Linked DNA regions of Mus musculus: region 2 is linked to region 1. Evidence: chromatin loops called from intact Hi-C (ENCODE). Cell type or tissue: left cerebral cortex. All regions are shown on one strand. Each heading gives the region's core, and the rest is flanking DNA. Links, peaks and the distances in the headings are about the cores only.

Region 1 (8,246 bases), core at 1,335-6,334:
GTTCATTTAGCAGTCACATGACTGATGCTTTCCATTTGGGGGTGGGTGGGTGGTAACGGAGGCTGACTGGGGACCCTTCACACATGGCAAGCAGGCACTCTACTACTGAGCTACACCCTAACATAGCTCTTTCTCTTTCTCAAAAAAGTCTTGCTCTCAACCCATTATGTTCTTGAATGCTCCATCTTTCTTTTTTTTGGGGGGTGGGGGGGGTGGGGTGGTTTCGAGACTGGGTTTCTCTGTGTAGCCCTGGTTGTCCTGGAACTCACTTTGTAGACCAGGCTGGCCTCGAACTCAGAAATCCGCCCGCCTCTGCCTCCCGAGTGCTGGGATTAAAGGCGTGCACCATCATGCCCGGCACGCTCCATCTTTCTGCCTTAGCCCTCTAAGTGCAAGGCTACCGGTGTGCTTGACTGATTATTTGTAAATAGTCCTTGCCCCTTCCTAACTAGTTAAAATCAAGCTTAGTTCCCGCAAGCAAACAGCACATTTAAGTCTCTGTGGTCCAGGGTGGGCCTGTGGAGCCATGAGTCATGAAGCCCTGTGCTACAATTCTGGCCAAAACACTACATATAAGGTGTCGGACCACTATAAAGCATCACCATTCACACTGCACTAGGTCTGTCTAGAGCAGTGGCTCCCAACCTTCCTAATCCTTTAATACAGTTCCTCATGCTGGGTTGATCTCCATAAATAATAACCATAAAGTTATTTTCATTGCTACTTCATTACTGCAATTTTGCTACTGGTATGATTGTAAATACATAAATATCTGTCTTTTCCCAATAGTCTTAGGTAACCCCTGTGAAAGGGTCATTTTACCCACTGGTATATAGAATCCTACTTAAAAAATTAATATACCTGAGAAAAACTTTTCGGATGGAGAGATGATGGCTCAGGGGTGGTTGAGAGCAGGTGTTGCTGTCGGTGTTCTGAGTCTCACAGGTCATTTGGAGAAAGAGAGACACTGCAGGACATATTAAGGCCTTGCTGGCAGGAGGAGGTCCAGCCTCTGTGGACCGAACCACAAAAAGCCATGCAAAAGCAAAAACAACAGGGCTGGAGAGATGTTTTGTGAAGGAAAACATCACACCCCTGCAAGTTTAGCCTTTATAGTGTACTGTTTGCAATGCTCAATAATGCAGGATGTTCTAAGTGTCCCAGAATTGTCTTGTGACCAAAGGCTGTACAGCTCCTTCAGAAAAACAAGTCTATAGCTAACAGAAAACAATCGCTGTCAGCTTGATTTCTTAAAGGTCCAAGTACTTCTAGAACACAGCCACTCATTCTGATGTTTACCCTAGACAGAGTGAACAACAGCTATTTCATCCTAATGTTTTCCCTAGATCCAATGATTCTACTAGAATTCCTGCCACATACTGCTCTTGCAGAGGACTTTAGTTCAGTTTCCAGGACCTCAAATTTCTACTTTAGGTAGTGCACAATCACTATCACTACAGCTCCAAAGAGAGCCAAAGCCACTAGTGACCATATCCACACACAGACACAGACACACATAAGAATAAATCTTGGCCAGGAATAGTAGCACAAGCCTTTAATTCCAGCTCTTGAGAGGTTGAGGCAGGGGGATTTCTGAGTTCTAGGTCAGCTTGGTCTACAGGTGAGTTCCAGGACAGTCAGGGCTACACAGTGAAACCCTGTCTTGAAAACCAAAATAAATAAATAAAAATTCATCTTAAAAAGAAAAAACTTAACAAAGGGGGGTAGTGATCCTGTCAGCTAGCAACCATACCCTAAAGCCAGAATTGGATTAATTCAGGGTAGCAGAGGTACAGGAACTGATAAAAGTCTGTACAGGGTATGTAAGAAAGAAAAATGGTCCCTGAAGGGTGCTTAACAAAAAGTCATGATTCCCTACAATGGAACCTGTTGGCCCTATCTCTTTATGACAGTCCTGTGCACATTTTCTCTGACCCCACATTCCTTCTCACCTTCAACGACTCAATCGTGGCTTGCTTGTAAACCTTTTCTCCGAGTTTCTTCTTCGGGCTATTCTGGATCCTAGGCGTTCGAATGACGAATTTATCCATTGCTGGGGGCTCCGCCTACCTTCAGGTGCTTGAGGAGTATTCTATTCAAGAAACAGGGTGAAACTTTATTAAGGTTGAGATGTGTATTCCCAGAAGTGACACGACTGGATTTTCTAAACACGTCTGAATTATGAAGGCTTTTGGATGGTATTTACAGGAAATAAGACTTCTTCTCGAAAGAGGAAATCTCTTCTGAAACTATAATTAAGTTTACTTCCTGGGTTAAGTTCCTAAGATCCAGAGGGGCATGCTAGGGAGGGAGTTGGATTCCACTACCCGGGGTAATGGGGTGACTTCTGAAATCCTTTTCCAGTTCAGGTTGAGTTGTGATGAAGTTAGGGTTCCACTGGGCTCAGTGAACCCCTCTTTACACCCACTCCGCGGCAGCCCCAATCCTAAGAATTACTCTAAGGCCCACAACAACCATCTCCAGACCCCGGCGCAATACAGAAGCTGCTTCAGAAACCAGTGTTGTGTGTCAGAGAATCCCAACCCTTCCACGAGCAAGGCCTTGGCCCCAGCACTAGGAGGCCTGGAAAGGGCTTATCCAATCAGAGCTCGACGTGAGACCCACCGGGAAAATCAGCCTGCCTACGCTGTTTGGTCTCTTGACTCCTCGGGACCTCCACCCGGGCCGCGCGTTGTAACTATTTGTACACTTCTTCCGGGGCCCAGTTCCTCGCTGGTGACCCGCAGGAACTACACTTCCCAGAACGCACTGCGAGGCGTGCGGAAGCTGTGGTTGAGGGAAGCAACACCCCTCAGCTCGCTCCAAGCCGCCGAGAACTACTGGCCCCAGTCGGCCTGGCACGGAGAAAGGGGCAGGCGCGGCTCTGAGCCCAAGGCTGAGATGGTCGGCCGGGTCCCCAAGCCCGCCCACGAGAGGTTTTCCGTCCCAGAGACCGGCCAGGAGGCAGCCGATTGGGCGGACCGGGGCGGGGCCGAGGAGCTCTCGGAGGCGGAAGCGCGGGCCGGAGGGGCGGGGAAAGGGGCTGGCCCGGAAGAAGGAGAAAGCCTGAAAAGAAAACAGCAACAATTCGAGCTGCTGTGACAGAGGGGAACAAGATGGCGGCGCCAAAGGGGAAGCTTTGGGTCCAGGCCCAACTGGGGCTCCCGCCGCTGCTGCTGTTGACTATGGCGCTGGCCGGAGGCTCGGGGACTGCAGCGGCCGAAGCCTTTGACTCGGTCCTGGGAGACACAGCGTCCTGTCACCGGGCCTGTCAGCTGACCTACCCCTTGCACACCTACCCGAAGGTAGGCAGGGCCCATCCGTCCCGAGTTCCCCTCATCCCTCGGTGCCCCAGCTCGCGTCGTTCCACCTCGGGGTCAGCGCCGGGGCCCTAGTGGTGAAGCTGTGCTTCAGCCGCTGCCCACTCGGTGCAGCTGCAGTTTTCCTTGCTCCTGCGGAAATTGCCGGAAGTTTGTGCTGCAGGTCTCGGCGATAGGCTGGGGGTTGGGGGGGGGGACACAAATGTGCGGAATCGGCGAGCCCTTGGGAGCCCGCGGGACCGCCAGGGAGGCGATCGCTTGCTAGGGTAGATGGAGGATGAACGCGAGGTCCTGACCTAACTAGCAGCGCGGGGGTGGGGAGGATGGCGCGGACGCAGGCGTGCACAAAATAGTGCCTTCCAGTCTGGGTTGATGGCGCGCCTCTCTGGGACGAAGCGCGTTGTGTTCCCCGAGTCGGAGAAAGCTTGACAATTCCTTTGCGGTCTGAAGTGTGAAGTCAGCCTCAGTAGTTACCAGACACCGTGGAAGGGAGGACTTCCTGTCTGTGTTGAGTGTGTGTGAGACGCTGCCGCAAGGGACTGGATGCCTTTGTGAGGCGGCGGTTGGGGGGGGGGGGGTCTGTCTTCAAAAAACAATAAAGTAAAATAAACGTCACTCAGTGCAGAAGATAAGGAATCGTGGAGTGGATCAGGAAATTCTACTGTCCTACGGAAAACCTATACTGTGTAGCTAGAGGAGAGACCGATCCCTAACCCTGGTCCCTGCCCGCAGCCGCTGCCTAGCCTTTAATTCTGCCTTCTTAAGTTGTTTTCCAGTTTCTTATGAATTCTGTTTACTCAACATTCTAAATTGCTTGGTGGTTCTCCCCACTCATTTTCCATATATAATTAGGGTTTATGCCCCTCCCCACCTGGCTTTGTAAGGGCTTTCGCTGATGCGCGTGGTTTTTTTTTTTTTTTTTTTTGGCCTTGTCTTCTGTATGCTATTTGCTTAACCATTGTGGCTCTCCCTCTTTGCCTTCTAAAGGTACAAAGTGACTAGAATGGCAGTCCCAGTGACTTTAGAATGTTCCATATTGACAAGTGCTTTCCTGTCTTTGATATTAAAAAGTGTAAATTCTGTACCTTCAAGCATTTTGTCCCCCTTACCCATCTGAGGGTCATCAATTACAAGCAAAACATAAACGGCGCCACAAGATTGTACTGAGATTAGCCTTAAATTTTCTTTCTTTTGGTTTTTCGAGACAGGGTTTCTCTGTGTAGCCCTGGCTGTCCTGGAACTCACTCTGTAGACCAGGCTGGCCTCAAACTCAGAAATCCTCCTGCCTCTGCCTCCCAAGTGCAGGGATTAAAGGCTTGCAGCACCGGCTAGCCTTAAAATTTCTAAGTTAGAAATTAATAAATAGTTGGGAGAAATGAAGAGCTGGGATGGTCATGGACACCTGTAAATTACAGCCTGCTGGAGGCTGAGGTCAGGGGTCACGGGTGTAAGGCTTGCCTTGCTCACCTCAGGGAGTAAGAGGAATTCTTTAGATGTCAGTCAGTAAAGCTTGCATCATCAAAAGATTCTACCCGAACCAATTGGCCAAGAATTAGGCTGAGGTTTGCTTTATGTTATGTTAATGTTTGGTTCCCTCTTTTAAGGCTTTCCTAGGAAATTTGTAGAGTAAGACAGAATACTGGGGACATAAATAATTTGAAAGATACGGATACCAGGAATCTTTGGATATTTCTTGGATGTGTTTGTGTTTGAGACAGGATTTGCCTACAGTTCAGGTTGGTTGTTCAGTCTCAGCCTTCCTGCCTCAGGTTCCTCGGTGCTGCTGGGGCTATACACACGCACCATGCCAATCAGATGCCTTAGGCATTATAATATTCACTAGTTGCTAATAATTGATGTGATATTGATAAGTCATTTTCACTAATTTATTAATGCTGTTCTTAACCAGAACTCCAAATCATTGGCTCCCTGTCTGTCCTGGACTTAAATTTGTTTTGTTTCTGAGGTAGGATCTCTGGTAGGATCCTTGCCTCACCCTCTGAATTCTAGGAATACCTGCATATTTTAGACTGTTTGTTTGAGACACTGTCTTGACATACAGTCCAAGATGGCCTCCAGCTAACTCTGTTCTCTTCCCTCTATCAGTAAATGTCAAGGGCTAAGATTATAGTCTTGTCTGCTGCACCCAGCTCAAAATTTACTCTCCTACTGGGCATGGTGGTGCACACCTTTAATCTCAGCACTCAGGAGGCAGAGGTAGGCAGATCTCTGAGTTGAGGCCAGTCTGGTAGTTCCAGGACTGTTAGGGCTACACAGAGAAATTCTGTCACAAAAACAAGAAAAAAGGAAAATTTGAGAAAACAAAAAAAAAAAACGAGTAAAAAGGTAAGTGCTTAGCCAAGATCCTATAACTAAGAAGTAGTGAAGTAGAAATCGAGTCTTCAAGCTGGCTGCCCTATGCTGTTGCCACTGAAGAATGAAGTTTTATTACAAATACTTATTTTACTGGTTTTTAGAGGCCCTCACTGAGTTACTGTGCATTGCGCTGCAGGCAAAAAGTGGTGTGTTAATAAGAAAGTAAATGAATTATAAAACTCACATTGTCTCTCTTCATCTGATAAGTGGCAGATAAAAATCTTTTCTAAATGACTTTATAATTATTTATTGTAAGGACATAGAGTATTGTAAAGACATAAAGTAGATATTCTAAAATTAATACATTTTGCCCTTTGTTCTCATAGATTTAGTTGTATGATGTCTGGGTTCAAATGTAAGGAACATAAGGCCTGTTGTTAATAACTAGTCTGTGGTCAGGTTTGTACACGACATGGGCTTCAGAGTCGTGCAAACCTGTAATCCATTCTGGCTCCACTGTTAACTGTATTCCTACCATTCAATTGATTTCTTAGAATTTAATTTTGTAAACTGTAGGAAAACCACATATTTGTGGAGCTAGTATGAAGATTGAAGATAATTTGACGCTTTCAGGGCAATGCCTAACACAGCCATAGGTGGCTATTTCTTCTCATACGGGTGCAGTCGGGTTTGTGCACGTTTGCATTTGTAGTACTAAGAAAGAGAATACTTTAGAGCAGGCATGTAGCTCATGCATGTAGTCCAGCACTTGGGAGGCTGAGGTAGGAGGATTGCTCTGAGTATGAGGCCAGCCTGGACTACAGAGCACAACCAGTTACAAACATTAGCCAAAGCAAGGCAGACAAGGTAGACCGACTTAGCTACATAACTAAGGGGAAGAAATGGATATGAAAGCTATCTAGGTAGCACTGTTGTCCAAAGACCTTGTGTTACTTAGCTGATACTCATTATGGTGAGAAGCAACCTTTCCTTGCTCGGTTAGGAGATTATATTTCCTATAAGCTTGTCAGTAACTTGAGATGCATAGAACTGAAATGTTTACCATATTTGAATTTATATTCTGTAAAATACAAAATGTTTGAACTAAGAATATTATTTTTTTTTTTTGCTTTTAAAAAAATAGTATTTTTATTTTATGTGTATGGGTGTCTAGCCTCCGTGTTTGTCTCTATACCAGGCAAGTGCAGTGCTGGCAGACACCAGAAGAGGATATGGATTTCTTGGAATTAGAGTTTCAGACAGTTGTGAGCTGCCATGTGGATGCTAGGAGCTGAGCCTTTGTCCTCTGGAAGAGAAGCCAGTCTCCTAACCACTGAGTCATCTCTCCAGCCTACTCTTTTTTTTTTTTTTCTTTTTTTTTTTAAATTGGATATTTATTTACATTTCAAATGTTTTCCCCTTTCTAGGTCTCCTCTTCGGAAACCCCCTATCCCATCCTCCCTCCTCCTGCCTCTGTGAGGGTGCTCCCCCATTCACCCACCCAACCCCATATTCCCACCCTGGCATTCCAGCCTACTCTTTATGGGTGTTATATAATACATTAAATGTTAACATACAGCCTGGTACATTGTGGGTGTTTATGACTATATTACTAATATAATCTCTATCAGTACATGATATGAGTTTATAACTTTCCTAGTGTGTAAGATTAATGTGAGAGTATCCTTATTTACAACTTAGATGACACTGAGAATCAGAGATTAGTAACTTGCCTAAGGCTGTACAAAGTGATAAGGCTGAGCTTTTGGGGTTGATTCCTGACCCACTGGAATGCCATGTGGTTTCCTGACGTTGGTTCTGGGTGTCTTTTGGGGTTGGTTTAACAAAAGAAAGCCTATCTGAGGTAGGTGTATTGGCACAGTGAGCAGTCCCAATATTCGGGAGCTGAAAAAGATGGGCATTAAGCATCCAGGCCAGCTTGGGATGTAGAGCAAGCATAGCTCTACATCTGGTAAACTGTCATCTGGTATAGTTCATGGTAATGAGCTCTTCCCTGTGCAGTCCAGGGAAGTATGTGGCATTCCAAAGCAACTACTGCAGTTAGAACCTGAGAACCAAGCTCACAAAGTGAGCCACCTCCAAAGCTGTACAACAAATCCTCATGTAGGACTCACAGCCATCCCTTCAGATGGGTTATTGCTGCTACATGGGCTTTACTAGTGCTTCTGCTGGGAGGGAGTGTACACCGCAGGCTGGGAGGGAGTGTACACCGCAGGCTGGGGGGGGAGTGTACACCGCAGCAGTAATGGCTGGAACGTGTGCATGTTTCTTCATTGGTGCCTGACAGTTTGTTTGTGCAGAGTGAATCACACAGAAAGGTACAAGGACATTAGGGTTTTTATTAAATACCCTATTCATCAAAGGAAAGAAAAGCTTGTTGATATCATTGTTTATAGTCTCATTATGCACATAACTATTTTCTAAGTGTGAAGAACTCTCCTAAGAAAAGAGAAAAAAAGTCCTATTTTGATTTTCACCTATAGCTCTCAATGCTTGTAATTATTATTTTCTGCTTTTAAAACATTTCTCTATAAAAGAAAAAATATTATTGTGATTGTTATTATTACTAATATTTATTTATTAAGCACC
Region 2 (5,000 bases), core at 1-5,000, 170 kb after region 1:
CAAGGTCACAGAGCTCATAAACAGACCAAGGCTCTTGTGTCAGACTGTGACTGTGTCCTTCACTCTCCCTGGACCTGGCCTGACCTGACCTGACCGTCTTCCATCGTATAATGGCTGAGAAGTTGGTGGAGAGGCAGAGGTAGGAGAGAGGCTCATTCCTTCCAGCTCTGAAAAGTCTCCTAATCGGGGCGTGCTGGCCTCTGCAGCAGAAGTGTGTGCTGGGAGAAAGGCTCTTCTTGAGGAGGAACTGCCGTGTTCTGAGCAGAGGAAGCCCTTGATGGCCAGATGTTAAGCCAAAGCCCTGTGTCTGAACTGTCTTCTCTCTGTTGGATATGGCTTCTCCTTTCTCTTCTGGAGGAGGGAGAATCAAAATAGAGGAAATGGGGGTCCTGTCCAGCTCGCACACCCACACTTTGGTTATAGAGGAAGCCGGGGGTCCCTCCAGCTCCCACACCCACACTTTGGTAATAGAGGAAGCTGGGGGTCCTGTCCAGCTCCCACATCCATGCTTTGGTTATAGAGGAAGCCGGGGTCCCTCCAGCTCCCACACCCAAGCTTTGGTTATTACTCTGGCCGCCTTTCTCTTTCCTAAGATAAAGGGACTGACCATGCACATCGTAGCACCGTCTGTCCTCTTGGAAGGTTTGGATAAGGTTTGCAGCATGAAAATTATGACAGGTTAGCTGTGTCAGGTGTCTCTCATCTGTCATCTCTGTTCTCAGGAGGCTGAGGCAAGAAGGTTTCCACAAGTTTATGGCCCACCTGGGTCTCATAGTGAGTTGCAGGCCCTTCAGAGGTATAAAAGCAACACCTTGACTTATGAGCAGGGGTTTACTGGGAGGACAGCTCAGCTGGTAAAGTGCTTTCAGAGGACTCTAGTTCGGTCTCCAGAACCCACATAAAAAGAGCTGAGCATGGTGCATGCTTGTAACTCCAGAATTGGGGAGATGGAGACAGGTGAGGCTCAGTGTTAGTCAGCCTAGCCTACGTGTGAGGAGGGGACCTGGTGTGATTATCAAGGAGGAGGTGGAGGAAGAAGAGGAGGAGAGTGTCAGAGGAATAAACTTGAGGTTATGCTCTGGCCTGCACACACATGTACATGTGTGCCTATATACCACACACAGGTGAACATACACAGACACACACATACGGAAAAACAGAGAAAGAAAACTGTTCATGTAATGTCAGAAGACATTATAATTATTGGAAAGCGGTGGGAGGAGTTGGCGAGGGAGCTGTTCGAGCTGAGGGGCACCAGCTGAAGCAGACAGCCTCGCCCGGCTTTCCCTGTCTCCCCTGGGAACCGCGGATTAGTGCTTCGGTTTCAGAGCAGTGATGTATGTGGCAGCCTCACATCTGCTGAGGTCCCTCGGTGACTGCACTGGAAAATGATCTCCAGGTCTTCACTGAACACACCTGGCAGGGACAGCGAAGGAAGCACAGAGCGTGGGTCCTTGGTGGGTTGTCGAGAGCCAGGCAAGCCCACGTTTGGATGATTACCACTGAGCTCAGGGAAAATGGCGCCTACTGGCCACAGTGCCTCAGGATGGGCTGAGCTGAGCACAGACCCTGTGCCACATCACTGGCTGTGCTAGAAGAAAAAGCCTTTTAGAGACTTTTTCCACCACCACCCCGCAATTTTGCAGACAAAACCGAGGAGGTAGAGAAGCCTGTCTAGAGGCACAGTGCTAGTAACTAGTGCAGACAGGGAACGCAGACCACTCAGCTCTGAGACTCATAGCTTCCTGAAGAGCATTTCCTCAAGTGGCCTGGAAGAGAGCCACTCCTTCACTGGTAGTCCCATTCAGTGTTCCTGAGGAGCAGACACGATGGCCTCGGTCTCACTCATGACCCCCAAGTAGAGGAATCGCCTTCCTTTGTGCCAGGAAACAGCTGCAAGAGAAACTTTTAAATTAGGTTTGCTCTGGGGCTGTGATAAGCTAGAGGGAGTTTCTGGGGGGTGGGGGTGGGGGGGCGGGTGGCAAAGAGAAGCTAAAGAGATCTGTTAAGTATGAAGGTTGGAACAGGCTGGGAAGCCCAAGTGTGTTGTGTTGGCACCCTCTTCTGGCTAATAAGGGCAGAGCTGCTGAAAATGGTTCTTAGCTTTTTACCTTTTCATCTTCCTGAGCCACCCATGCCAAGGGAATCCTGTGTATCTAGTGGCCCTTGGGATAGTAACAGCTTCACCCTCCCACACACCCTTTGAAGGGGGGGCTCAAGGCTAACAAGATTGGTGTTTTTCTGTGCTAACTTTAGTGTCCTCTGACCTTAAGGCAGGAGGGAAGATCTTCGTTGCCACCTCCCCTGTCCCATCACCTCCTCCTGGTTCCTGGCAGCTAAGAGTGACAAGCGGAAGCTCTTGTCACACACTTCATTCTCAAGCTCAAGTCCTGGGGACTGAGGTGTGCTTAGCACCTTATTTTCGAGGTCTCTGCAGAAAGTCAACTAACTGGTTTAGCAAGTCAGTCCATAAATATCTGGCTACTTGCTATCAGGCCAGACCGAGATGCTGGCAGAGCAGAGGTAGAGGCAGAGACAGTCCCTGTATCCCCTGTGTGACACAGTAATTGCTAGCGTGAGTCCTGGATCCACTGCTCATGCGCCACGCTCACTTACCCAGGGACAGTCTCTGTGAGCCTCAGTTTCTGCACCTGCCAGGAGAGATCATCGTACAACCCCTTAAGGTCTCTGAGAAGAGTCAGGCATGCAACATAGCATGGCCAGTGAGTGGAGCTAAGTTTTTTGTTGTTGTTGTTTTGTTTTTTCGAGACAGGGTTTCTCTGTGTAGCCCTGGCTGTCTTGGAACTCACTCTGTAGACCAGGCTGGCCTTGAACTCAGAAATTGGCCTGCTTCTGCCTCCTAAGTGCTGGGATTAAAGGCATGCGCCACCACGCCTGGCTGGAGCTAAGTTTTAAAAGGTTGAGTCAGGGAGATACACAGTGAGGTGGCTGCAGTCTGGTGTGATAACAAATATAATGGGGGGGGGGGGCCAGAGACTATTAACATGGCTCCCTCCTGTGTCTCCTTTCCTGCAGGCTTACTTCTTTGATGCTCCAGAGATGGACCACCTCCCAGCAGCTATAACCACTCCCAACCAGACAGTAACAGCGGCCAAATCCAGCTAATGGGGAAAGCAGGTGGTGGCATTTCATCTCTCAGGGTATGTCACAAATAGGAAGGTACATCAGTTCTGCATTACCATCAGGGACCAAAGGCTAGACCCTGAGCTTGTAGACCCTGGGGTAGCGGGGGTGGGGGGGGAGTCCCTGCTCTGGTGATCACACCCACCTTCTCTATCCCCACTACACTGTCCAGTAGCACAGAAGGATTTCTTCCATATCCTAATTGTCTCAGTGATTTTTCTGCATTCTGTGACGTCTCCGACTGATCTCTGAAACCAGTGTTGTCCTCTCTTGAAGGACCCCTGGATTTCTCTGAAGGCTTCTGGATTTCTGTGCTTCATGTGCTCAGGGCCTTTGAAGTTATTCCTCTGTGAATGGTTAGCTGAGCGGGTTAGAGTGTGCAAGAGAGAGATCCAGTTTCATAACTTATTCCTTGCCTCCTGTTCTATGTTCTTAGTACCTTTTTTTGGCTGACAAGTTCTCATATAGCCCAGGCTAGCCTCCAATTCACCGTGTACCTGAGGATGACCCTGAACTTGAACTCTTGTACTTAGTTCATCCTCCTGCCTCTGGTTCCGCAGATGCTAGTGTTACAGGTGGGTGTGTCTCATCATGTCCAGTGTGCCTTCCTTTTCCCCCTTTCCCTGTGGGCGAGGATTGAACCTGAACCCAGGGCCCGTACAAGCTAAGCAAGTGCTTTCTCATACACCCATGATGACTTTGGTGCGGAGGGACACTTACTGATTCCGTTACGGTTCCTTGTGCCAAGCATAGCTGGGTCTGCACCTGGATTTTAGTTTTATAGGACAGCACACATTGGTGAAGGGAAGCAAGGAAGGCCGAGAATGGACGCGCGGGGTTTTTTTGTCTGTTCTTGACTTGAGCATTTTGTTGAGCTTTTTCATGTTTAGTGACTTTTCTGTCCTGCACCACACTGCCTTATTTCAGTTGATGAAACAAGATGGAAGAGGTCCCAGTTTGTTTTTCACTCCCTACTGGAGAGCCAGAGATAAATGTGTTGTCAGTGTTGTTTACACACTTTCTGAAGGGAATTAAACCTTCAGTTGAGAGGAACATTTGAAAGATATCAAGAAGAAAAGATAAGGCTGTGAGTGGCACCTCCTAAGGCTATATAAAGTGCAGTTCTGTTGTCTAGAATGCTCTTCCCTTCCCACAGTCATCAGCTTCCTGGTGACCCTGACACTCTGTCTACTATGCTCTTGTGCTCAGAGCACTAACTGTCTGTATGTCCATCTGCCTCTTTGTTAATATGTTCAGTCATTTAGCCATCCATCTGTCCCCTGTGTATCAGTGTGACTCCCGGTTAGACAAGGGGTGGATTTCTTCATCCACCGCACAGCCTGGTATACAGTGAGCACTCAGTAAGTGTTTGTATGGGAACTACACTTGAGCCCGTTGTGGGACAAGAGCCTTCACTCTGCTCTGTGAAGATTGGCTGTCCTGTCTCCCAGGGCAGAGGGGATGTGTACTCACCAGCCTGTTGGGCAGATAGGAGGAGAATGAAAGCTTATTCCTACCTGGTACTTACAAGGTGCATTTGAGCCAAAGGTAACTTATCTATAAAATAAAGATAGCGCCCATCTGAGAAGATTGTAGTCACTTTTAGAGACAGCGGCAACTAGGCACTCAGGTAAAATGAAAGCCACTGTCTACTGACAATGGCTGCTCATTTATATTGAACTGTGGTAGTCTTCTTGACTCTGCTTTGATATTTTAGTTCCCTTTTGTAAAACGTGGGGATTTTCTTTCTTCCCTGAGGAATTCTAGTTGTAAGCCCTTCAAGTTAACAAGATATGATCATTAACGGTGCCTCCTGTGGCCGGGCGTGGTGGAGCACGCCTTTAATCCCAGCACTC

The links. Hi-C counts contacts between places; a loop is a spot of excess contacts. Peaks named below come from ENCODE experiments on the same cell type or tissue, not always from the same donor. Only the 100,000 strongest peaks of a DNase experiment are listed, where the experiment ranks them.
Region 2: it touches region 1 in a loop (3-fold over the local background); 9 of 42 quality-filtered maps call a loop at or near these places.

The regions. Positions count from the first base shown.
Region 1 is chr4:107,175,613-107,183,858 of GRCm38, forward strand. Tceanc2 (transcription elongation factor A (SII) N-terminal and central domain containing 2) reads right to left here and starts at 2,754. Exons shown (of 5, transcript NM_025617.2): 1 at 2,626-2,754; 2 at 1,953-2,092. The coding sequence starts at 2,051. It overlaps Tmem59 (transmembrane protein 59), which reads left to right and starts at 3,018. Exons shown (of 8, transcript NM_029565.3): 1 at 3,018-3,305. The coding sequence starts at 3,117. In left cerebral cortex, for the core only: CTCF peaks have their summits at 2,747 and 3,358; DNase peaks (open chromatin) are centred at 2,915, 3,684 and 4,043; H3K4me3 peaks cover 2,895 bases; H3K27ac peaks cover 1,548 bases.
Region 2 is chr4:107,347,378-107,352,377 of GRCm38, forward strand. It overlaps Yipf1 (Yip1 domain family, member 1), which reads left to right. Exons shown (of 10, transcript NM_145550.3): 9 at 3,037-3,161. The coding sequence ends at 3,126. Among named protein-coding and RNA genes, the nearest start is that of Ndc1, 18 kb to the right of the region's middle. In left cerebral cortex, for the core only: a CTCF peak has its summit at 2,066 (motif pointing left); DNase peaks (open chromatin) are centred at 1,275, 1,662 and 2,054.